2 separate regions of the Homo sapiens genome follow, and region 2 is linked to region 1. A link is a loop called in an ENCODE intact Hi-C map of the cell type or tissue named here. Cell type or tissue: OCI-LY7. All regions are shown on one strand. Links, peaks and the distances in the headings refer to the core of each region. The heading gives the core; the rest is flanking DNA.

Region 1 (11,635 bases), core at 3,000-6,999:
GAGGTTGTTAGGTGAGACCAGAGCAGCCTTTATTCTGGGGCTTATTTTGTCCCACTACTGAAACAATACACTTCTGAGGACTGTACCCAATCCCCCTGGAATTAAGAGGTTTTCTACTCTGCCTGGTGGGAACACAGAGTACTCCTGTCGCCATGTGAACTGTAGTGATTTTTTCCTCTGGTCCTTTCAGGTGATTCTTCCCCAGCCTCAGGAAGCTTCCTTACACACATGTGCTGATCAGTGAAGAGGGAGCTCTCTGCAGAGCTCTCTGCAGCTCTCTCCTCTCCAATACTCTGCCCTGAACTCCAGCCATCTGCGGCCTCCCTGGACTCTCAGCTCCAGCTGCTCAGCTCCAGAAGTCCATCAGGCTCCACCTGGGTGTGAGCCACGGTGCCCGGCCCCAACCCTCTTAATGCAGCTCCCTTCCACATGCCGCAGCTCAGAAACTCGTTCCAGGCAGCAAGGTGGGGGGCGGGCGGGCAATCATAAGACTCACCTCATTTGTTTCCCCTCTCTCGGGAATCACTGTCCTGCACTGGTGAGGTCCAATATCAGAAAACCATTGTTTCATAGATTTTGTCCAGTTTTTTCTATTGTTTCACTTGGGAGAATATATCTGGTCCCTGGTATCTCATCTTGGCCAGAAGCAGAAGTGTTCTGTATATTTAATGCACTATTTTAAAGTTTTTTAAAAGACTATCTTAAGGCCGGGCGCAGTGGCTCATGCCTGTAATCCCAGCACTTTGGGAGGCCGAGGCAGGTGGATTACTTTAGGTCGGGAGTTCCAGACCAGCCTGACCAACATGGAGAAACCCCATCTCTACTAAAAATACAAAATTAGCTGGGCATGGTGGTGCATGCCTGTAATCCCAACTACTCGGGAGGCAGAGGCGGGAGAATCGCTTGAACCCAGGAGGCGGAGGTTGCGGTGAGCCGAGATCGTGCCATTGCACTGCAGCCTGGGCAACAAGAGTGAAATTCCATCTCAAAAAAAAAAAAAAGACTATCGTAGTCTGTTTGGACTGCTGAAACAAAATACCATAAATTGGGTGCCTTATAAACAACAGACATTTATTTCTTATAGCTCTGGATGCTGGGAGGTCCAAGAACAAAGTGCTGGCAGATTTGGTGTCTGGTGAGGGCCCTCTTCCTGATTCATAGAGGGTGCCTTGTTGCTGTGTCCTGACATGGTACAAGGGGCTAGCTATCTCTTGGAGGTCTCTTTGATAAAGGCACTAATCCCTATCATAAGGGCTCCACTCTCATCACCCAATCACCTCCCAAATACCCCACCTCCTAATACCATCACCTTTGGGGTAAGGATTGTAATATATGAATTTGGAAGGACACAAACATTCCCTGTATAATCAGGATCAACTAAAGAGAAGGGTTCCAGGACTGTGCAGTCTTCAAAATATCCCCTAAGCATAATCACAGAAAGATTTGGAAAACCACATAATTCAATAAAAGGAGAGGTCTTTGTCTTAGGAGTCAGAGACCCAAGTCCCTCCTATTCCGTTCGGCATATGGGCTGATTTTCAGGCATGTTCAGGCTGGTCCTTGGTGCCATACCTGACTCATCTGTCTACAGTTGCCACTTCTTTTCTCTCTCCTTCCATCCACTCATCAGGTATTCCTGCCCCCACCATCCTCCACAGGTACCTGAAAAGTCCACATAAACATCAACCCCAGCTCCAAGCTGCAGGATGTTGGCAACGTGGCATCCCACTCTGCAGCGGGGGAATCCTTGCAATAAACACATTGGACAATGGTGGAGAGGTCTCACCTAGGTACTTCCCCCACCCAAATTTTAAGCTCTTTGTTTTGAAATAATTACACACTCAAAGGCAAGTGTTAGAGCAGCACACAGGGATTCACATATCAGTCACCCAGCTTCCCCAATGGTGAGATTTTTTTTTTTTCTTTTTTTTGAGATGGAGTCTTGCTCTGTTGCCCAGGCTGGAGTGTAGTGGCGTGATCTTGGCTCACTGCAACCTCTACCTCCCAGGTTCAAGTGATTCTCCTTCCTCAGCCTCCCAAATAGCTGGGACTACAGGCATGCGCCACCACACCCAGCTAATTTTTGTGTTTTTAGTAGAGATGGGATTTCGCCGTGTTGGCCAGGCTGGTCTTGAACTCCTGACCTCAGGTGATCTGCCTGCCTTGACTTCCCAAAGTGCTGGGATTATAGGCATGAGCCACCACACCCATCCCCAATGGTGAAATCTTATATAGCCATAGTATAACATCTAAACCAGAAAACTGACATTGCTCTTTGTGTATTACTATTAGCCAGTCTACAGACCTTACTCAGTTTTTACCATTTTTAAAAACTGCATTCATTTGTATGTATGTAGTTCTAGTTTTATCCTATGTACAAATCTGTGTAACCAGCACCACAGTTAAGATACAGAATCATTCCATCACCTCGAAATCACAGCCTCATGCTACCTCTTTGTATTCTCAGCCACCCTCACCCTCTCCCAGCTCCTCACCCCGTCTTCGTCCTCTGGCAACCACTAATCTGCTCTCCATCTCTATAGTTGTGTCACTTTGAGATGTTATGTAAATGGAATCACACAGTATGTAATCTTTTGACACTGGCTTTTTTTCACTAAGCATAACACTCTTGATGTCCATCTAGGTTGCTGCATGTATCAGTAGTTCATTCTTTGCTATTGCTGGGGAGTATTCCATGGTATGGATGTACCAGAGTTTGGTCAACCATTCTCCCACTGAAGGGTTGTTTCCAGTATTTTGTTGTTACAAATAAAGCTGCCATAAACATTTCTCAGGCCGGGCGCAGTGGCTCACGCCTGTAATCCCACCACTTTGGGAGGCCGAGGTGGGCGGATCACGAGGACAGGAGATCAAGACCATCCTGGCTAACATGGTGAAACCCCGTCTGTACTAAAAATACAAAAAATTAGTCGGGCGTGGTGGCGAGCGCCTATAGTCCCAGCTACTTGGGAGGCTGAGGCAGGAGAAGGCGTGAACCCGGGAGGCGGAGCTTGCAGTGAGCCGAGATGGTGCCACTGCACTCCAGCCTGGGAGACAGAGCGAGACACCATCTCAAAAACACAAAAAACAACATTTCTCTGCAAGTTTTTGTGTGAACTTAAATTTTAATTTATCTGGGATAAATGCACAAGAATACAGTTGCTGGGTTATATGATAATTGCATGTTTAGTCTTATAAGAAATTGCAGGCCGGGCGCGGTGGCTTATGCTTGTGATCCCAGCACTTTGGGAGGCCAAGGCGGGAGGATCACGAGGTCAGGAGCTCGAGACCAGCCTGGCCAACAAGGTGAAACCCTGCTTCTACTAAAAATACAAAAATTAACCGGATGTGGTGGTGCACCCCTGTAATCCCAGCAACTCAGGAGGCTGAGACAGGAGAATCACTTGAACCTGGGAGGCAGAGGTTGCAGTGAATCGAGATCATGCCACTGCACTGCAGCCTGGGTGACAGAGAAAGACGCCATCTCAAAAAAGAAATTGCCAAACTGTTTTCCAAAATGTCTATACCTTGTTACATTTATATATATATATATTTTTTTAAAAGTTATATATATATATTATATATTAAATATATATATATATATATATATATATATATATATATATATATATATATATATATATATATGCACCAGGCCCCAGTATTGGTTTTCCTTAGAGCTAGAAGCAGTTTTAGCTGGGAGCTGAAGTCTTAGACCAAATCAAAGTGCCTGAAAGTAGGCAGGGCGCAGTGGCTCACGCCTGTGATCCTGGCACTTGGGAAGGCCGAGGCAGCCGGATCACTTGAGGTCAGGAGTTTGAAACCAGCCTGGCCGACATGGTGACCCCATCTCTAATAAAATGCAAAATAAAAAAATTCACCAGCCATGGTGGCAGGCGCCTGTAATCCCAGCTACTTGGGAGGCTGAGGCAGGAGAATTGATTGAACCCTGGAGGTGGAGGTTGCAGTGAGCCAAGATCACTCAGTGATCTGAAAGTAGAATTTAAGGAATCAGCAAGCCAGTGGAAAAGGCTTTGGAAGGAGGGAAGAAAGAAAAGAAGAAGAGGAGATGTTGATGTTTTATAAGAAGAATGTAAAGCAGCAGATTGCCAATGGTGGGATTTCTGGCACTCTAACGGGCTGGTGCACAGAAAGACTTTCCAGACAATCGGGTCACTACCAACATCACCCTGGCCAAAAGCTCAGCCCTGTATTTTTTAAAGTCCAGATACCAGAAAAACCTCTTGAGAGGTAAAATGAAATTTCTGCAACAATAGGGAATTAGGACAGCAAAGAATCAGCATCTTTAAAAACCACATATTAGATATTTACTTATTTACATATTTCCACAGGCCAGTGTCATAACAAATATAGACCTTCCTACAGTACTTTACAGTTGACAAAGCCATTTTACTGCTCATCTGCTCTTCACAATAATTCTGTGAGGGCAGCTATTACCGTCCTTCTCTTAGTGGTGAGATAATGAGGCTCAGAGAGGTGAAAGGTCACACAGCCAGGAAGTGGTGAAGCTGAGACCTGGTGCCTAGTCTTTGGATGCCAAAGCCAGTTTCCTTCCCAACACTCCACAGATGCTTTCAGAAGCATAGCCTGAAAGGCCAGAGATGGGTGTCATAGGGCCTCACATTACCTTTTATGAACTTGTGGGAGTTATAGCCAAGAAATTACATCAATACACCAAGATGCAAAATAATTCATGGAAAACAAAGCTTACAGGAAGGTGAAATTAGCTACATTTCCCAACCATCCCTATCACTACCTGTAACCTAAGGGGAAAGACCAGAATTGGTGACAATGTGATCAGAAAAGTGTTGTAATAGCAGCCACCCAGGCATCCAAGGCCCTCCAATGTCCTTGGTTTTAAGATCATTTTTCTCTGCAGTTTGTGGCGAGAGCGCCCCCATGTGTTTCTTTTTTCTTTTCCTTTTTTTTTTTTTTTTTTGAGATGGAGTTGCCCAGGCTGGAGTGCAATGGCCCATCTTGGCTCACTGCAACTTCCACTTCCAGGGTTCAAGCAATTCTCATGCCTCAGCCTCTCGAGTAGCTGGGATTACAGGTGCGTGCCACCATGGCAGGCTAATTTTGGTATTTTTAGTAGAGATGGGGTTTCCCCACGTTGGCCAGGCTGGTCTCGAACTCCTGACCTCAAGTGATTGGCTTGCCTTGGCCTCCCAAAGTGCTGGGATTACAGGCATGGGCCACCGCTCCAGTTTTAATTATCGGCGGGGCGTGGTAGCTCATGCCTGTAATCCTAGCACTTTGGGAGGCCAAGGTGGGCCAATCACTTTAGGGCGGGAGTTCGAGACCAGCCTGGCCAACATGCAGAAACCCCGTCTCTACTAAAAATACAAAAATTAGCCAGACGTGGTGGCGCGTGCCTGGAATCTCAACTGCTCAGGAGGCTGAGGCACGAGAATCACTTGAGCCTGGGAGGCAGAGGTTGCAATGAGCCGGGATTGTGCCACTGCACTCCAGCCTGGGTGACAGAGTGAGACTCCATCTCAAAACAAAACAACTCAGTTTTAATTTTGAATATAGTGAATATAGATAGCTCTAATTTACATAATCAAATCCCTTTGGAGTCCCTTTAATAGTGTAAAGGGTTCCCAAGAGCAGAAAGTTGGAGAATCACCATATCATATCATTCTTTTTTCCATAATCTTCTTGGAAAACCCCCGTCTGTACTAAAAATACAAAAATTAGCCAAGCATGGTGGTGCGTGCCTGTATTCCCAGCTACTTAGGAGGCTGAGGCATGATAATTACTTGAACCCGTGAGGTGGAGGTTGCGGTGAGATGAGATCGCACCACTGCACTCCAGCCCAGGCAACGGGGTGAGACTCTGTCTCAAAAAAATAATAATAATAATAAATAAATAAAATATGAAATTTTTAAAAAATTAAAAATGTAATTATTTTAAAATAGCAGTATAAACTCCTTACATATTAACACATCACTTTTTGTTGTTGTTGTTGTTGGTTTTGAGACAGAGTTTCGCTCTTGTTGCCCAGACTGGAGTGCAATGGCGTGATCTTGGCCCACCACAACCTCTGCCTCCTGAGTTCAAGTGATTCTCCCGCCTCAGCCTCCCAAGTAGCTGGGATTACAGGCATAAGCCACAGCGCCCAGCAAATTTTTTTTTTTTTTTTTTTTTTGAGATGGAGTCTCACTGTCGCCCAGGCTGGAGTGCAGTGGTGCGATCTCAGCTCACTGCAAGCTCCGCCTCCTGGGTTCACACCATTCTCCTGCCTCAGCCTCCCAAGTAGCTGGGACTACAGCCGCCCGCCACCACGCCTGGCTAATTTTTTTTTTTTTTAATTTTTTGTATTTTTAGTAGAGACGGGGTTTCACCGTGTTAGCCAGGATGGTCTCGATCTCCTGACCTTATGATCCACCCACCTCAGCCTCCCAAAGTGCTGGGATTACAGGCGTGAGCCACCATGCCTGGCCTAATTTTGTATTTTTAGTAGAGACGGGGTTTCTCCATGTTGGTCAGGCTAGTCTCGAACTCCCAACCTAAAGTGATCCACCCACCTTGGCCTCCCTAAGTGCTGGGATTACAGGCGTGAGCCACCGCGCCCAGCCAACATACCACATTTTTAATTGTGAAGAATAACTATTTCCCAAAGCAAAAAATCACAGAAGGATGGCATTGTTTTACATTTTTGCAGATCTCTTTACTGTCTGGCTTAATAGAAGACAGCTAGATTCTCATATCTGCTTCTTCAGCCCATTGCAATTTTACATGTCATGTAGCCCCTAGAAAACACCACTGTGCACTCATGGGAGAATGAGAGGGAAAATGTCTTAGCATTGTTACAGAAATAGTTTTGACCTTGAAAACCCTTAGGTCCCTATGTGTCCCTAGACTACTCTTTGGGATCTGCTTATCTAATGTACATTCAAAACTACTTTGTAAACATTCCTATAGTAGCAAAAGTCAGGAGGCCTGGTGTTCTAGTCCTGTCTCTGAATGACCTGATTAGTTTTCTTGAGGAAGCCACCTGGTCTCTGGTCTGTTTTATCCTCCACTATGCCTCAGGGCTTAGCACAGCACTATAATTACGGCTGAAATAAACAAATAGCCAGGATCTCCCAGCTGGCGAGACTGATGTGGTAACCTATATGTTCTATTGACTTTTTTTAGTAGCCTCATTTTTACCAGTGCTGAAAGAAGTGCAACGTTCCCAGGTGTAACCATCAGTCATAGCTACCATTTACCATAGAGTAGCGTTCAAGGGCTTGAACTTTAGAGTCCAACACCCTGGGTTCAAATCCTGGTTCTGCTGTTTATTAGCTGTATGATCTTAAGCTAGTTCATTCCTCTCTTATTTCATTTGCAAAATGGAGGTAATAAAACTTCATTAATAAGTCACCACAGTGTTTTCAGAAAGAAAAAATAAAAATTAAAAATATGGCTGGGCACAGTGGCCCATGCTTGTAATCTCAGCCCTGTGGGAGATCAAGGTGGGTAGATTGCTTGAGCCCAGGAATTCAAGACCTGCCTGGGCAACTTGGTGAGACCCAGTCTACACACACACACACACACACACACACACACACACACACACACACACAAATTAGCTTGGCATGGTGGTGCCTGTGCCTGTTGTCCCAGCTACTCAAGAGCCGGGGGTGGGAGGATCACTTGAGCCCAGGAGGTCAAGGCTGCAGTGAGCGCTGATAGAGCCACCATTGCACTCCAGCCTAGAAGTGCTCTCTGTCGTACTTCTGGGCAACAGAGTGAGATCTTGTCTCAAAAGCTAAAAATAAAAAAATAATAAAAATTAGGCTGGGTGCAGTGGCACACACCTGTAATCCGAGCTACTTAGGAGGCTGAGGTTGGAGAATCGCTTGAACCTGGGAGCTGGAGGTTACAGTGAGCCAAGATGGTGCCACTGCACTCCAGCCTGGGCGAAAGAGTGTGACTCCATCTCAAAAATAAAACAATAACATAATAATTAAAATAAAAAAATAAAACTTCATTGAGTTGTTGTGAGAATTAAATGAGATAATCTGACTTAAGTGCTTAAAACAACACCAGATACATGGTGAGCATTACATAAGTGTTTGCTGCTATTGCTAATTTAAAGTCTTGCTGACCATGTGGTACGCCCATGTGCCAGGCTAGGCACTTTATGAATGGCCCTGGGTCACTTTGACTCTAAAACTTGCTCTTAAAGGAAAACCAGGCTGGGCACAATGACTCACGCCTGTAATCCCAGCACTTTGGGAGGCCGAGGCAGGTGGATTGCTTGAGCTCAGGAGTTGGAGACCAGCCTGGCCAATATGGTGAAACCTCATCTCTACTAAAAATACAAAAAATTAGCCGGGCATGATGGTAGGCACCTGTAATCAATCTCAGCTACTCTGGAGGCTGAGGCAGGAGAACTGCTTGAACCTGGGAGGTAGAGGGTGCAGTGAGCCAAGATTGTGCCGCTGCACTCCAGCCTGGGTGACAGAGCAAGACTCCATCAGAAAGAAAAGAAGAAAGAGAGAAAGAAGGAAGGAAGGAGAAAGAAAGGAAGGAAGGAAGGAAAGAAGGAAGGAAGGAGAAAGAAAGGAAGGAAGGAAGGGAGGGAGGGAGGGAGGAAGGGAGGAAGGAAGGGCCAGGCGCGGTGGCTCAAGCCTGTAATCCCAGCATTTTGGGAGGCCAAGGTGGGTGGATCACGAGGTCAGGAGATCGAGACCATCCTGGCTAACATGGTGAAACCCCGTCTCTACTAAAAATAAATAAAAAAAAAATTAGCCGGGCGTGGTGGCGGGCGCCTGTAGTCCCAACTACTTGGGAGGCTGAGGCAGGAGAATGGCGTGAACCCAGGAGGCAGAGCTGGCACTGAGCCGAGATCGCTCCACTGCACCCCAGCCTGGGTGACAGAGCGAGACTCCATCTCAAAAAAAAAAAAAAAAAGAAAAGAAAAAAGAAAAAAAAAGGAAAAAGAAGGGAGGGAGGGCGGGCGGGTGGGCCTAATTTTTCAAGTAATATATTCTGTTATTTTAAAAATTTGTGTCGGGGATGGTGGCTCACACCTATAATCCCAACACTTTGTGAGGCCAAAGCAGGTGGATTGCTCGAGCTCAGGGGTTTGAGACTAGCCTGGGCAATATGGCGAAACCCTGTCTCTACTAAAAATACAAAAATGAGCCGGGTATGATGGCATGTGCCTGTGGTCCCAGCTACTCGGGGCTCTGAGGAAGGGGGATCACTTAAGCCCAGCAAGTCGAAGAGGTCGAGGTTGCAGTTAGCCATGTTTACGCCATTGCACTCTAGCCTTGATGACAAAGTAAGACCTTGTCTCTAAAAATTTAAATTTAAATTTAAAAATTCAAAGACTTCTCCATCACACTGCCCTGTTACTGTCCCTTCTGACTCTCACCTTATTTGGGAACTTTCTTCTTGGTTGATGGGGAGCTTTAGAAGTAGAGGTAGGCCAGGTGCAGGGGCTCATGCCTGTAATCCCAGCACTTTGGGAGGCCGAGGAGGGCGGATCATGAGGTCAGGAGCTCGAGACCAGCCTGACCAACATGGTGAAACCCTGTTTCTACTAAAAATACAAAAATTAGCCGGGCATGGTGGCATGTGCCTGTAATCCCAGCTACTCAGGGGGCTGAGCCAGGAGAATCGCTTGAACTCAGGAGGTGGAGGTTGCAGTGAGCCAAGATCACGCCACTGTACTCCAGCCTGGGTGACAGAGCAAGACTCCATTAAAAAAAAAAAGTGACCGTGGAGTTCTCCTTCTCACTCCTGGTCCAGATGGGCAAAGGCTCCTTCACATGCTCCGGGGTGCTGGACAAGCTAAAGGCAGGGTGGAAACACTGCTAATGAAGACATACCTGAGACTGGGTAATTTACAAAGGAAAGAGGTTTAATTGACTCACAGTTCAGCATGGCTGGGGAGGCCTTAGGAAACTTACAATCATGGCAGAAGGGGAAGCAAACATGTCCTTCTTCATGTGACGTCAGGAAGAAGAATGAGAGCCAAGTGAAGGGGGAAGCTCCTTAAAAAAACCATCAGATCTTGTGAGAACTTACTATCATGATAATAGTATGAGGGAACTGCCCCCATGATTCAGTTACCTCCCACCATGTCCCTTCCACCACAGGTGGGGATTATGGGAATTACAGTTCAAGATGAGATTTGGGTGGGGACACAGCCAAACCATATGAGTGGCATCCCATCAACATCTTTCTGTAGAAGTTCGGGACAAAGCAATACTATGTCACCATCATTGATGCCATGGGTCACTGTGACTTCATCAAGAACATGATCACAGTCACCTTACAGCTACCACCAGGGTTGCCTCGGCCCTGCTGTGGGGATGGGCAGGGGGTGTCCCAGGCCAGGTCTGAGCTGGGCCTTCCTCTCTCAGGCCAGGAAGACTGTGCTGTGCTGATTGTGGCAAGTGGTGTAGGAGAGTGTGAGGCTGGCATCTCCAAGAACAAGCAGATCTGTGAGCACACACTGCTGGCCTATACACTGGGCATGAAGCAGCTCATTGTGACAGTCAACAAGATGGACATCACAGAGCCACCTTACAGTAGTACATGCTTTGAGGAGATCAGCAAGGAGGTGAAGGCTTACATCAAGAAGATTAGTTACAACTCCCAGACTCTGCCCTTTGTGCCCATCTCAGGCTGGCATGGGGACAACATGCTGGAACCTGGCAGCAAGGTGAGGGCCGGCTGGGCAGGGCCAATTAAATGAGACTTGCCCACTTAAATCTTTGAGCTTCTCCTGGAATAAATATCCAGTATTCACAGTGTGCTCATGGACTGATCACTGGGAACGATCTGCATCCCCTTTTGGGGGCTGCTTTGACCTCCATGTTACAGATGAGTGACATGAGTACACCCAAGACTATATAATCAGTAAGCATAAAACTGTGCGGACTGATGTTGTGGCCACTAGGTACGTGTGGCTATTTAAATTACTAACATGAAATCAAATGAAATAATTCCTTAGCTACATTTCAAGTGCCCAGCAACCACATATGGCTATCATATTGAACAGTGAGTGCAGTAAGAATATTTACATCGTTGCAGAAAGTTGGGCAGTGCTGGCTGGATCTAGAATTCTAGCCAATGCTTACAGTATCTAAGTTATCTGACCTTAGGCAATGTGGGCGCAATATAAATGTGTCTAAGACACAGTCCCTCTGCTCAGGGATCCCACATTCAAATAGCTTTTGACATTCCTAGACAAGAATCTCCCTACCAAAAGAGTTGAGTTCTAACATCAGACCTGAATTCAAGCCCCAACTCTATCCTTTGCCCACAGTAAAGGAGCAGGTGAGGTATTAATATTAATGCTCTGGGCCTTTGGACTCACTTTACGGGGTTGTAAGAATTAAACAAAAGACTTTACGTGGACATCCGCTCACACAGACAGTTGGTGCTCGCAGGCTAATTGTTATTACTTAGTACATTTGCCTAAAGCCTACCTTTTCTATAATTAACTTGAGAATTCTTAGTCTTTTCCTCCACGTGTACATAGCTATCTTTTTCTGATTATAAAATTAATGTCTAACATCTTTACAATAAGCATTTCCTGCAGATATGAAGCATAAACTGCCACCCCGTGACTTATAGATAACCTAGTTATAGATAACCTAGTTTT
Region 2 (11,635 bases), core at 4,981-8,980, 170 kb before region 1:
TCTCGCTCTGTCACCCAGGCTGGAGCACAGTGGCATGATCATGGCTCTGTAACCTTGACCAATCCTCCTGCCTCAACCTCCAGATTCATTGCGACTACAGGTGCATGCCACCATGCCTGGCCTTGCTATATTCTCTTAAACTCTGCCTGATCAGAATTTTGCTCCCACCAGCCACTGAACTGCTCTCATCAAGGCCACCATGACCCCCCCACCTGCTGAACCCAGAGGTCAGTGCTCAGTCCTCATCCTGCAGCCCCTCCAGCAGCTGCCTAATGTCTCCCCCATTTCTTTACTTGGCCTCAAGACACCACACTGCTTTGATTTTCTTCCTCTCGTACTGGTGGCTCCTTCTTGAACTCCTTGGTTTGTTCCTCCTCTTCTTTCTGATTTCTCAGCACTGAGGACTCCTCTCCACTCTCCATGCTCACTCCCTTGGGATTCCACCCAGTCCCATGGCTTTAAATATCATCTAGATCCTGGTGATTCCCAACTTGTAACTCCAGCCTGGACCCTCTCCCTTGACCTGCAGATTACTATATCCAACTGCCTCCAGACACGTCTGCCTGGAAGTCTAAGGGGCCATCTTGAACTTAACCTATGCAAAGCTGAATTCCTGGCTTCCCTACCCAAAGTACCTATGCATACACACATGCACACACGCACGCACATGCACATGCACACACCTCTTCCTCATCTAAACTGGTGGCAACTTCCATTTTCTTCTTCTTCTTTTTTTTTTTTTTTTGAGACAGAGTCTCACTGTGCTGCCCAGGCTGGAGTGCAATGGCATAATCTCGGCTCACTGCAACCTCCGCCTCCCGGGTTCAAGCAATTCTCCTGCCTTAGCCTCCCGAATATCTGGGATTACAGGTGTGCGCCACCATGCCCGGCTAATTTTTGTATTTTTTAGTAGAGACAGTGTTTCACCATGTTGGTCATGCTGGTCTTGAACTCCTGACCTCGTGATCCGCCAGCCTCAGCCTCCCAAAGTGCTGGGATTACAGGTATGAGCCACTGCGCCCAGCCCACAACTTCCATTTTCTAGCGTTCAGGATGAACATTCTTGACTCTTCTCTTTCTCTCACACCCCACATCATGAAATCCATTGGCTCTATCCCTAAAATATATCTAGAACGCCACTCCTCATCACTGCACCGCTAGTGGCCTGGTCCAAGCCATTGTGATCTCTTGCCCGGATCACTGCAGGAGCCTTCATTGTGCTCTCTGCTTCCACCCTGGCTGCTCTACAGCCTATTCTTTTTTCTTTTTTCTTTTTTTTTTTTTTTTTTGAGAGAGAGGGTCTCGCTCTGTTGCCCAAGTTGTAGTGCAGTGGCAAAATCTTGGCTCACTGCAACCTCCCAACTTCAAGCAATTCTCATGCCTCATCCTTCCAAGTAGCTGGAATTACAGGCATGTGCCACCATGCCCAGCTAATTTTTCTATTTTTAGTAGAGATGGGGCTTCGCCATGTTGGCCAGGCTGGTCTTGAACTCCTGACCTCAAGTGATCCACCCATCTTGGCCTTTCAGAGTGCTAGGATTACAGGTGTGAGCCACCATGCCCGGCCTACAGCCTATTCTCAACTGAGCAGCAAGTGACTCTGATACCAGATCATGTCATTGCACTCTGCAAAACCCTCTAATGCCTCTCACTCAAGCCAAAAGCCAAGCCTTGCATGGCCTGAAGGTCTTACCTAATCTGCCTTCCTCTGACCTCATCCCTTCTCACTCTCCCTCTCCTCCCCTGCTCCAGTCACATTGACTTCCTTAGTGTTCCTTGAATATACTTGGCACACTTGTGCCCCAGGACCTTTGCACTGGCTGCTCCTCCTGCCTGGCATGGTCTTCCCACAGATATCCACATGGCCAGTGTTCTCACTTCTTTCTGCCAAGTCTTAGCCCAAATGCTACCATCTCAGGGAGGCTTATCCTGACCACCCAATTTAAACTGCTATTGGCCAGGTGTGGTAGCTCACGCTTGTAATCCCAGAACTTTGGGATACTGAGGTAGGCAAATCACCTGAGCCCAGGAGTTCAAGATCAGCCTGGGCAACATGGCAAAACTCCATCTCTACAAAAAATTTGCTGGGTGTGGTGGCACACACCTGTAGTCCCAACTACTCGGGAGGCTGAGGCAGGAGGATCACCTGGGCCAAGGGAGGTTGAGGCTGCAATGAACTGTGACTGCACCACTGCACTCCAGCCTGGGCGACAGAATGAGATCCTGTCTCAAAAAACAAAAAGACTATGATGATGATGATGATGATGATGATGATGATGATGATTATTTGAGACAGAGTCTCAAATTGTCACCCAGGCTGGAGTGCAGTGGTGTGATCTTGGCTCACTGCAACCTCCACCTCCCAGGCTGAAGCAATTCTCGTGCCTCAGCCTCCTGAGTCGCTGGGATTACAAGCGCACACCACCATGCTCGGCTAAATTTTTTTGTATTTTTAGTAGGGACCAGGTTTCACCATGTTGGTCAGGCTGGTCTCGAACTCCTAGCCTCAGATGATCCACCTGCCTCAGCCTCCCAAAATGCTAAGATTACAGGCATGAGCCACTGTGACCAGTCAGGATGATGATTATGTTAGGTCTACCTAGATAATCCAAGATAATCACCCATTTCAGGGTCAGCTGATTAGCTATCTTATCACCTGTAATCTTAATTTTCCCTTGCCATGTAATATCACATATTCACAGGTTCGGGGGATTAGGACATTGGATATCTTTTGGGAGTGGGGCATTATTCTGCCTACTGTGATGGGTAAGTAAGAAAACACTGTTGGCCAGGTGCAGTGGCTCATGCCTGTAATCCCAGCACTTTGGGAGGCTGAGGCGGGTGGATCATGAGGTCAGGAGTTCAAGACCAGCCTGGCCAAGATGGTGAAGACCCGTCTCTATTAAAAATACAAAAAAATTAGCCGAGCGTGATGGCAGCTCGGCTGAGTAGCTGTAATTCCAGCTACTCAGGAGGCTGAGGCAGAGAATTGTTTGAACCAAGGAGGCAGAAGTTGCAGTGAGCTGAGATCGTGCCACTGCACTCCAGCCTGGACGACAGAACGAGACTCCATCTCAAAAAAACACAAAACCCAAAAAAACGACAACAAAAAAAACACTGTTGTTGGGCAATGACATATAGGGACTTTGAGCTATGAGTATACCTGTGCTCAAAAAGCTACCAGGGGGCCGGGCGCAGTGGCTTACACCTGTAATCCCAGCACTTTGGGAGGCCGAGGCGGGCAGATCACGAGGTCAGGAGATCAAGACCATCCTGGCTAACATGGTGAAACCCCATCTCTACTAAAAATAAAAAAAAAATTAGCCGGGCCTGATGGCGGGAGCCTGTAGTCCCAGCTACTCGGGAGGCTGAGGCAGGAGAATGGCGTGAACCCGGGAGGTGGAGCTTGCAGTGAGCCAAGATCGCGCCACTGCACTCCAGCCTGGGAGACAGAGCGAGACTCTGTCTCAAAAAAAAAAAAAAAAAAAAAAGCTACCAGGGATCAGGGATCCCCACTGCTTCCAGGATAAGGGCAAGATCTCTCAGCCTAGCAGGCAAAGCATGTCATGAATTGACCTATATTCCCATTTTATGAACAGGTACTTTCTGGCTTCCTTGCTTCCACTCTACCTGAAAGCCCTTTTCTTCCATTTATGATCTTGAAAGTCCTTCCATTGATTATGGTCAAGTTCAAATGTTGCCTCTTCCATGAAACCTTTTCAGAACCCCCAGAATGAGTCTCCCTCCACTGTTGCTACTGTGGAATTTGTCTTGATGGGAGTCATTTGTGTATGTACCAGTTGGGGGTCGTTCCCATCTAAGCGTGGGCACCTGGACCATGGAGTCCACCTCAGCATAGGTCAGCAGTTCTCACACTTGAGTGTGCATCTGAATCACCTGGAGGACTTATTAAAATGCAGACTCCTGGGGCCAACATCCAGAATTTCAGATTCAGTTGATGTGGGATGGGACCTGGTCATCTGCATTTCTTTTTTTTTTTTTTAAGACAGAGCCTAGCTCTGTCGCCCAGGCTGGGGTGCAATGGTGCGATCTCGGCTCACTGCAACCTCCACCTCCCGAGTTCAAGTGATTCTCTCCTGTCTCAGCCTCCTGAGTAGCTGGGATTACAGGTGCCCGCCACTGCACCTGGCTAATTTTTGGTATTTTTAGTAGAGACAGGGTTTCACCATGTTGGCCAGGCTTGTCTCGAATTCCTGACCTCAGGTGATCCGCCCATCTCGGCCTCCTGAATTGCTGGGATTACAGGCGTGAGCCACCATGCCTGGCCAGTCATCTGCATTTCTAACAACTACCCAGGTAATTCTGATGCTGCTGGTCTGGGGAGTACACTTTGAGAACCACAGGCACAGAAGCTGAGATGTTGTCATCAGGCTAGACCTGGCTTCAAATCTCAGCTCTGCCTCTTACTCTGTGATTCTGGATATGTCCCTATCCCTCTCCGAGCTGCTTTCTCATCTATAAAAGGATTCATCTTCCCCTCCCCACTGGGGTGATGTGAAGAGTAACAGGCTTAGGACAATTCCAATTAGGACAATTGCAGGTTCTTAATAAAAGGCCTGAAGCTCTACCTCTAAAATTTTCCTCCCCCTGTGTTTTGGCTTCCTAGTAGGTGCTCAATAAAAACTTGTGAATTGGTTTTAGGGGAAACTACTGCCTTGGACACTTGGAAAAAAGGTGCTGGCAGCCGGGCGCGGTGGCTCACGCCTATAATCCCAGCACTTTGGGAGGCAGAGGACAGCGGTTCACTTGAGGTCAGGAGTTCAAGACCAGCCTGGTGAAACCCCATCTCTACTTAAAAAAAAAAAAAAAATTAGCTGGGCTTGGTGGCGTGTGCCTATAGTCCTGGCTACTCGAGAGGCTGAGGCATGAGAATCGCTTGAACCCAGGAGGTGGAGGTTGCAGTGAGCCAAGATTGTGCCACTGCACTCCAGTCTGGGCAACAGAGCAAGACTCTGTCTCAAAAAAAAAGCTGGCAACATGAGAAGTGGTGGGTATGTCTGGGTCAAAGGAATGAATGAACTTCACACTGGTGAGCATTTTCCTGACAATAACAATCACGTCAGAAGTGACAGCAGATCAACTGTATTGCAAGTTCATGGTTATTTATCCACAAAAGCTTCCCTAGTACCTCCAAGGAACCTGGTGGCTGGTGGCCCTGCCAGGGTTACAGAGCTCAAGGGAAGGTGGTGGTCCTCAAAGGGCTCAGACCATGAGGAAGATTTGTGTAAGTAGAGAAATAATGAGGCCAGGCTCATACCTGTAATCCCAAAACTTTGGGAAGCTGAGGCAGGAGGATGGCTTGAGCCCAGGAGTTTGAGAGCAGCCTGGGCAACTTAGCGAGACCCCATCTCTTAAAAAAAATACAAAAATTAGCCAGGCATGGTGGTGTGCATCTATAGTCCCAGCTACTTGAGAGGCTGAGATAGGAGGATGACCTGGACCCGGGAAGTCGATGCTGCAGTGAGCTGTGATTGTGCCACTGCACTTCAGTCTGGGCAACAGAGGTAGACCCTATCTCAAAAAAAAGAAAAAGAAAAGAAAAAAAAAAGGGGCCAGGAGCAGTAGCTCACGCCTGTAATCCCAGCACTTTGGGAGGCTGAGGCGGACAGATCACAAGGTCAGGAGTTCGAGACCAGCCTGGCCAATATGGTGAAACCCTGTCTCTACTAAAAATACAAAACTTAGCTGGGCGTGTGGCGGGCACCTGTAGTCCCAGCTACTTGGGAGGCTGAGGCAGGAGAATCGCTTGAACCCGGGAGGCAGAGGTTGCAGTGAGCCCAGGTCGTGCCATTGCACTCCAGCCTGGGCGACAGAACGAGTCTCCATCTCAAAAAAAAGAAGAAGAAAAGAAAGAAATAACAGGATCAGGCTTGTCCCAGGGACCTGAAAGTACAGCCTAGTAGTGGTGGTGGGATAGGGGATTGCTGGCCTTAGGGCACGCATTGTCTGGGAAGAGGATTCCCTGTGGCTGGGACACTGCCTACAGGCTTCCCCAAGGGCCTGTTTCCTTAGAATACCAAATACACACACATGCAAATCGTGCTTTCTTTGCTGCTCCTGAAGCCAGGTGTCTTCTCACAGTTTATATTTGAGGGACCACTAGTCAAACTGTTTGTGGGCAAAAGACTGTGTCTTTGTTTCCCCAGAATCTGGCAGTGTACACACACAGAAAATCTTAAAGGTCAGAATGGAGCCCCCATAATGCCAGTTAGGAGGCTGGACCACATGGAAGTCACAAGCATGGCCCTTGGAGCTTAGATGGCCACGTTGCAGTCTGGTTGTATCACCAGGACCGGGACTAGGGTGAGGCAGGTGAAGTGCCTCTCTTGCTCACCCTTACTAGCTGTGTGACCTCACATAAGTAAATTCACCTCTTTGAGCCTCACTGGCAATAATAATGCCTATTCTATAAGGTTTTTGAAAAGATTGCATAGAATAAAACCTGGTCACTAAAGAGATCTCAATAAAAGGTAGCTTTTCCCAATTTCTGCATTTGGCAGAGTGGCCAGCAGAGGGCAGTGGTCCCCATGCTGGGAAAATAACCTGCCTGGGCAGAGGCCTAGCTAGCGCTGACGGGGCAAACAGTTCGAGTGGTCAGGGATCCCTTTAATTGAGGGACTACACGCTCCAGGAAGGGGTGTGTGGCCATAACTGGGTCAACACAACCACTAGCCAACAGATACACTGGGCATCCTGCTGGTCACCCTTTGCTGTGGTCACTTGTTTCAAGCGATTCTCTTGCCTCAGCCTCCTGAGTAGCTGGGACTACAGGCACACGCCGCCACGCCTGGCTAATTTTTTGTATTTTAGTAGAGACGGGGTTTCACCGTGTTGCCCAGGCTGGTGGTGAACTCCTGAGCTCAGGCAATCCTCCCGCCTCAGCCTCCCAAAGTGCTGGGATTGTAGGCGTGAGCCACCACACTTGGCCCTGTTCTACATATTTTAACCATGGAGCCACCTGGCCTTTTCCCAAACAGCTCCTTCTGCCTGCTGTGCAGCCTTCTCCCCTTCTTTCCTTAGGCAAGCATCTCCTTCAGGCCCCATCCCCAACCCTCTCTGAGTCCATCTTTCCATAGATGGAGCCCATCCGAGCTCCCAGAGCATTCTATTCTTCCTTGATGGTGGCATTTATAACACTTTATTAAACGACATATTTATAAGACATGAAGTTTGGCTAGAGGTTAAGAGTAGGGTTTCCTGGGGCTGCATGGCCTGGGCTCTATCACATGTTGTGTGACTTTGTACACATTGCCCAACCTCTCTGAGTCTCAATTTCCTCATTTGTAAACATGGGGCTAATAACAATACCTACTTTATAGGGTTTTGCCAGAAACCATTTAGCCATAACTTTTAATGGCAAAAACCGCAATTACTTTTGCACCAACCTAATAAATGATTTTGTTGTTGTTGTTTGTTTGTTTGTGGTTTTTTTTTTTTGGTTGTTTGAGATGGGGTCTCACTCTGTTGCCCAGGCTGGAGTACAGTGGCATGCTTATGACTCACTGCACCCTAGACCTTCTGGGCTCAGGTGATCCTTCCAGCTCAGCCTCTCAAAGGGCTGGGACTACAGGCCACCACCATGCCTGGCTAATTTTTTGTATTTTTTGTAGAGATGGGGTTTCACTATGTTGTCCAGGCTGGTCTCAAACACATGGGCTTAAGTGATCCATCTGCCTCCCAAAGTGCTGGGATTACAGGTGTGAGCTACCACGCTTGGCCGGAAGCTAAATGATGTTATGCACACGAGGCCCTAATTTGTTGAATAAATGAATGAGCAAGTGAGTGAATCCACTGGGCTGTGAGCTCCTCAAGAATAAGGATTGTTTTCTTTCTTTTTTACATTTTGCAATGTCTGAATCCCAGTGTGGGCATTGCATGTTATCTGGTGCGGTGGTCCTCCTGACCAGTATTCTCAACATCACCTTGGAGCTTGTTAGAGATGCCCTTTTTTTTTTTTTTTTTTTTTTTTTTTTTTTTTCAGATGGAGTTTCACTCTTGTTGCCCAGGCTGGAGTGCAATGACACAATCTCAGCTCACCGCAACCGCCGCCTCCCAGGTTCAAGCAATTCTCTGGCCTCAGCCTCTCAAGTAGCTGGGATTACAGGCATACGCCACCACACCCGGCTAATTTTGTATTTTTAGTAGAGACAGGGTTTCTCCATGTTGGTCAGACTGGTCTCGAACTCCCCACTTCAGGTGAGCTGCCTGCCTTGGCCTCCCAAAGTGCTGGGATTACAGGCATGAGCCACCACGCCCAGCCCAGAAATGTCCATTTTTAGGTCCCACCTGTGACCTACTGAATCAGAAATTCTAGGGATGGAGCCCAGCAAGCTGTACTCTAACAAGCCCTCTGATTCTGATGAGCGCTAAAGTTTGGGATCTACCCAGCCAGCACATAGAGGCTCAAAGGTGTTTGTCTAAATATATGTTCAAATCCATAAGCTTTATGTGGTTTGAATTAGAATTGGCTGTAAGCTCCATAAAATGAGGGGGCATGGTTTCCCTAGCACCAGGTAGAGGCAGGCGCATAGTAGATGCTCAAAAAAGGTTTGTGGGCCGGGCTCAGTGGCTCATGCCTGTAATCCCTCCTGCTTGGGAGGCAGAGGCAAGCAGATCACTTGAGGTCAGGAGTTTGAGACCAACCTGTCCAACATGGCAAAACCCCACCTCTACTAAAAATACAAAAATTAGCCGGGTGTGGTGGTGGGCGCCTGTAGTCCCAGCTACTCAGGAGGCTGAGGCACGAGAATTTCTTGAACCCTGGAGGTGGAGGTTGCAGTGAGCCAAGATCGTGCCACTGCACTCTAGCCTGAGCAACATAGCAAGACTCTGTCTCAAAAAAAAAAAAAAAAAAAAAAGGAAAAGTTTTGTGAAACAAATGAACAAATGAGTGAAGAGCCCTTTTGGTTCTTTTTATGGTTCTCAGTATCTTAGATTTTCCAAAGTTCAGTTTCATTACCTGTTCTCTCTTCCAGGATCTGTGGAAGGATCTACAAGCAAAGTAAACAGCTTAATATACAAAACAAAAAAGTATTGTCACACTGTTGAGCACTTTGAAACTCTCAGTTAGAACCCCCGAAAGGTCTGGTTTTCTATCCCTGCTGCAACTCAGAGCTTGAGGCACCTCAAGAATCCTGCTGCGGCCGGGCACAGTGGCTCACACCTGTAATCCCAGCACTTTGGGAGGCCAAGGCAGGCGGATCACAAGGTCAGGAGTTCGAGACCATCCTGACTAACACGGTGAAACCCCGTCTCTACTAAAAATACAAAAAATTAGCCAGGCGTGGTGGTGGGCGCCTGTAGTCCCAGCTACTCGGGAGGCTGAGGCAGTAGCTGAGGCTGAGGCAGGAGAATGGCGTGAACCTGGGAGGCAGAGTTTGCAGTGAGCCGAGATTGTGCCACTGCACTCCAGCCTGGGTGACAGAGTGAGACCTTGTCTCAAAAAAAAAAAAAAAAAAAAAGAATCCTGCTGCAGACGCACACCTGCCAGGCCTTGGCCACCCAGGGAAAGAGGAAGCAATTTCTTAAGGCAGGTAAACACCCTTGACAAGGAGGGAGCAGTAGTTATGACCCCACCTTGGAACAGGGTAGATGCCCAATAAATGTCTGATAAATAAATGGCACTTGTTCAGGACAGCATTGTAGTTAATTGCATAAGTTCGAAACAGACTGGCAGGGGCTTTTTTCTTATTCCTTGTTTTATTGCTTTGTCCGGGATCACTAATACGATGTTGATTTGTAGGAATGATACTGGATGTCCTTCTCTCATTTCTAAAGTTTCACCATTAAGTTTGATATTTGCTGTGGAAAGTAATTCCTGTGTATTCTTATTTAGCTATCAGGTTTCTAAAAACCGTGAATGAGTGTTGAATTTTTCAAGTGTTTTTCCTGTATCTATGGAGATGGTCACATGGGTTTTTCCTTTAACTTGTTAATGTGAAGGGTTGAACTGATTGCTAAATAAGAATACCCGGGAACCATCACCATATCACTTTTAGAATATTTTAATCACACCCCCATAAGACTCTGTGTCCATTAGCAGTCTTCTCCCCTCCCCAACAACCTTAAATAACCATGAATCTCTATAAATTTGCCTATTCTGGATATTTTATGTAAGTGAGATCATATAGGTTGGGCATGGTGGCTCACACTTATAATCTCAGTACTTTGGGAGGCCAAGCCAGGAGGATCACTTGAACCCAGGAGTTTAAGATCAACCTGGGGAACATAGTGAGACTTCGTCTCTATAAAAAAAATCAAACAATTAGCTGTAGGTTGGTTTTTTACTTTCTTGATGATGTCCTTTGCAACAAAGAAGTTTTTAATTTTAGGCTGGGTGTGGTGGCTCACGCCTGTAATCCCAGCACTTTGGGAGGCTGAGGCGGGTGGATTATGAGGTCAAGAGATCGAGACCATCCTGGCCAACATGGTGAAACTCCAAATACAAAAAGTAGCCTGGCGTGGTGGCAAGCGCCTGTAGTCCCAGCTACTTGGGAGGCTGAGGCAGCAGAACCACTTGAACCTGGGAAGTGGAGGTTGCAGTGAGCCGAGATTGTGCCACCGCACTCCAGCCTGGCAGCAGAGAGAGACTCCATCTCAAAAAAAAAAAAAAAAAAAGCTTTTGATTTTAATGAAGTCCAATTTATCTATTTTCTTCCTTTTGTTACTTGTGCTTCTGGTGTCATATTTAAGAAATTATTACTTTGAGAGGTGAGGCAGGAGGATCACTTGAGGCCAGGAGTTCAAGACCAGCCTGAGCAACACAGGAAGAACCTGTCTCTATAAGAAATTTAAAAATTAACTAAGCATGGTGGCAGGCAAGTGCCTGTAGTCCCAGCTACACAGGAGGCTGAGGCAGGAGGATTGCTTGATCCCAGGAGGTCGAGGCTGCCGTGAGTTTTGTTCACACCACTGCACTCCAGCCTGGGCGACAGATGAGACCTTGTCTCAAAAAAAAAAAAAAAAAAAAAGTAAGAAATTGTTGCCTAATATAAGGTCACAAAGACTTATGTCTATGCTTTTTCCTAAAAGTTGTATAGTTTTAGCTCATATATTTAGATCTTTGATTCATTTCTGAGTCAAATTTTGTATATGTTGTGAGTTAGGGGTCCAACTTCATTCCTTTTTTTTTTTTTTTTTGAGATGGAGTCTCGCTCTGTCACCCAGGCTGGAGTGCAGTGGCGCCATCTCTGCTCACTGCAACCTCCACCTCCCGGGTTCAAGCAATTCTCCTGCCTCAGCCTCCCGAGTAGCTGGGATTACAGGCATGCACCACCATGCCTGGCTGATTTTTGTATTTTTAGTAGAGATGGGGTTTCACCATGTTGGCCAGGCTTGTCTTGAACTCCTGACCTCAGGTCTCCTCCTTCTTCTTTCTTCTTCTTCTCTCTCTTTCTGAGGCAGGGTGTCACTCTGTCACTCAGGCTGGAGTGCAGCTCCATCTTAGCTCATTGCAACCTCTGCTTCCTGGGTTCAAGTGATTCTCCTGCCTCAGCGGCCAAAGTAGCTGGAACCACAGGCATGCACCACCATACCCAGCTAGTTTTGTTTGTTTTTTGTAGAGACTAGGTCTCACTATGTTGCCCAGGCTGGTCTTGAACTCCTGAGCTCAGGT

Evidence for each region. Hi-C counts contacts between places; a loop is a spot of excess contacts. Peaks named below come from ENCODE experiments on the same cell type or tissue, not always from the same donor. Only the 100,000 strongest peaks of a DNase experiment are listed, where the experiment ranks them.
Region 2: a loop joins it to region 1, with 9 times the contacts of the local background. A loop is called at or near these places in 5 of 110 quality-filtered maps.

Annotation. Positions count from the first base shown.
Region 1 is chr1:23,660,523-23,672,157 of GRCh38, forward strand. It overlaps the pseudogene EEF1A1P48. Among named protein-coding and RNA genes, the nearest start is that of RPL11, 25 kb to the right of the region's middle. In OCI-LY7, for the core only: CTCF peaks have their summits at 4,904 and 5,103; DNase peaks (open chromatin) are centred at 4,529 and 4,879; H3K4me3 peaks cover 190 bases; H3K27ac peaks cover 1,751 bases.
Region 2 is chr1:23,490,710-23,502,344 of GRCh38, forward strand. No RefSeq gene overlaps it. Among named protein-coding and RNA genes, the nearest start is that of ASAP3, 12 kb to the left of the region's middle. In OCI-LY7, for the core only: a CTCF peak has its summit at 6,520 (motif pointing right); a DNase peak (open chromatin) is centred at 6,552.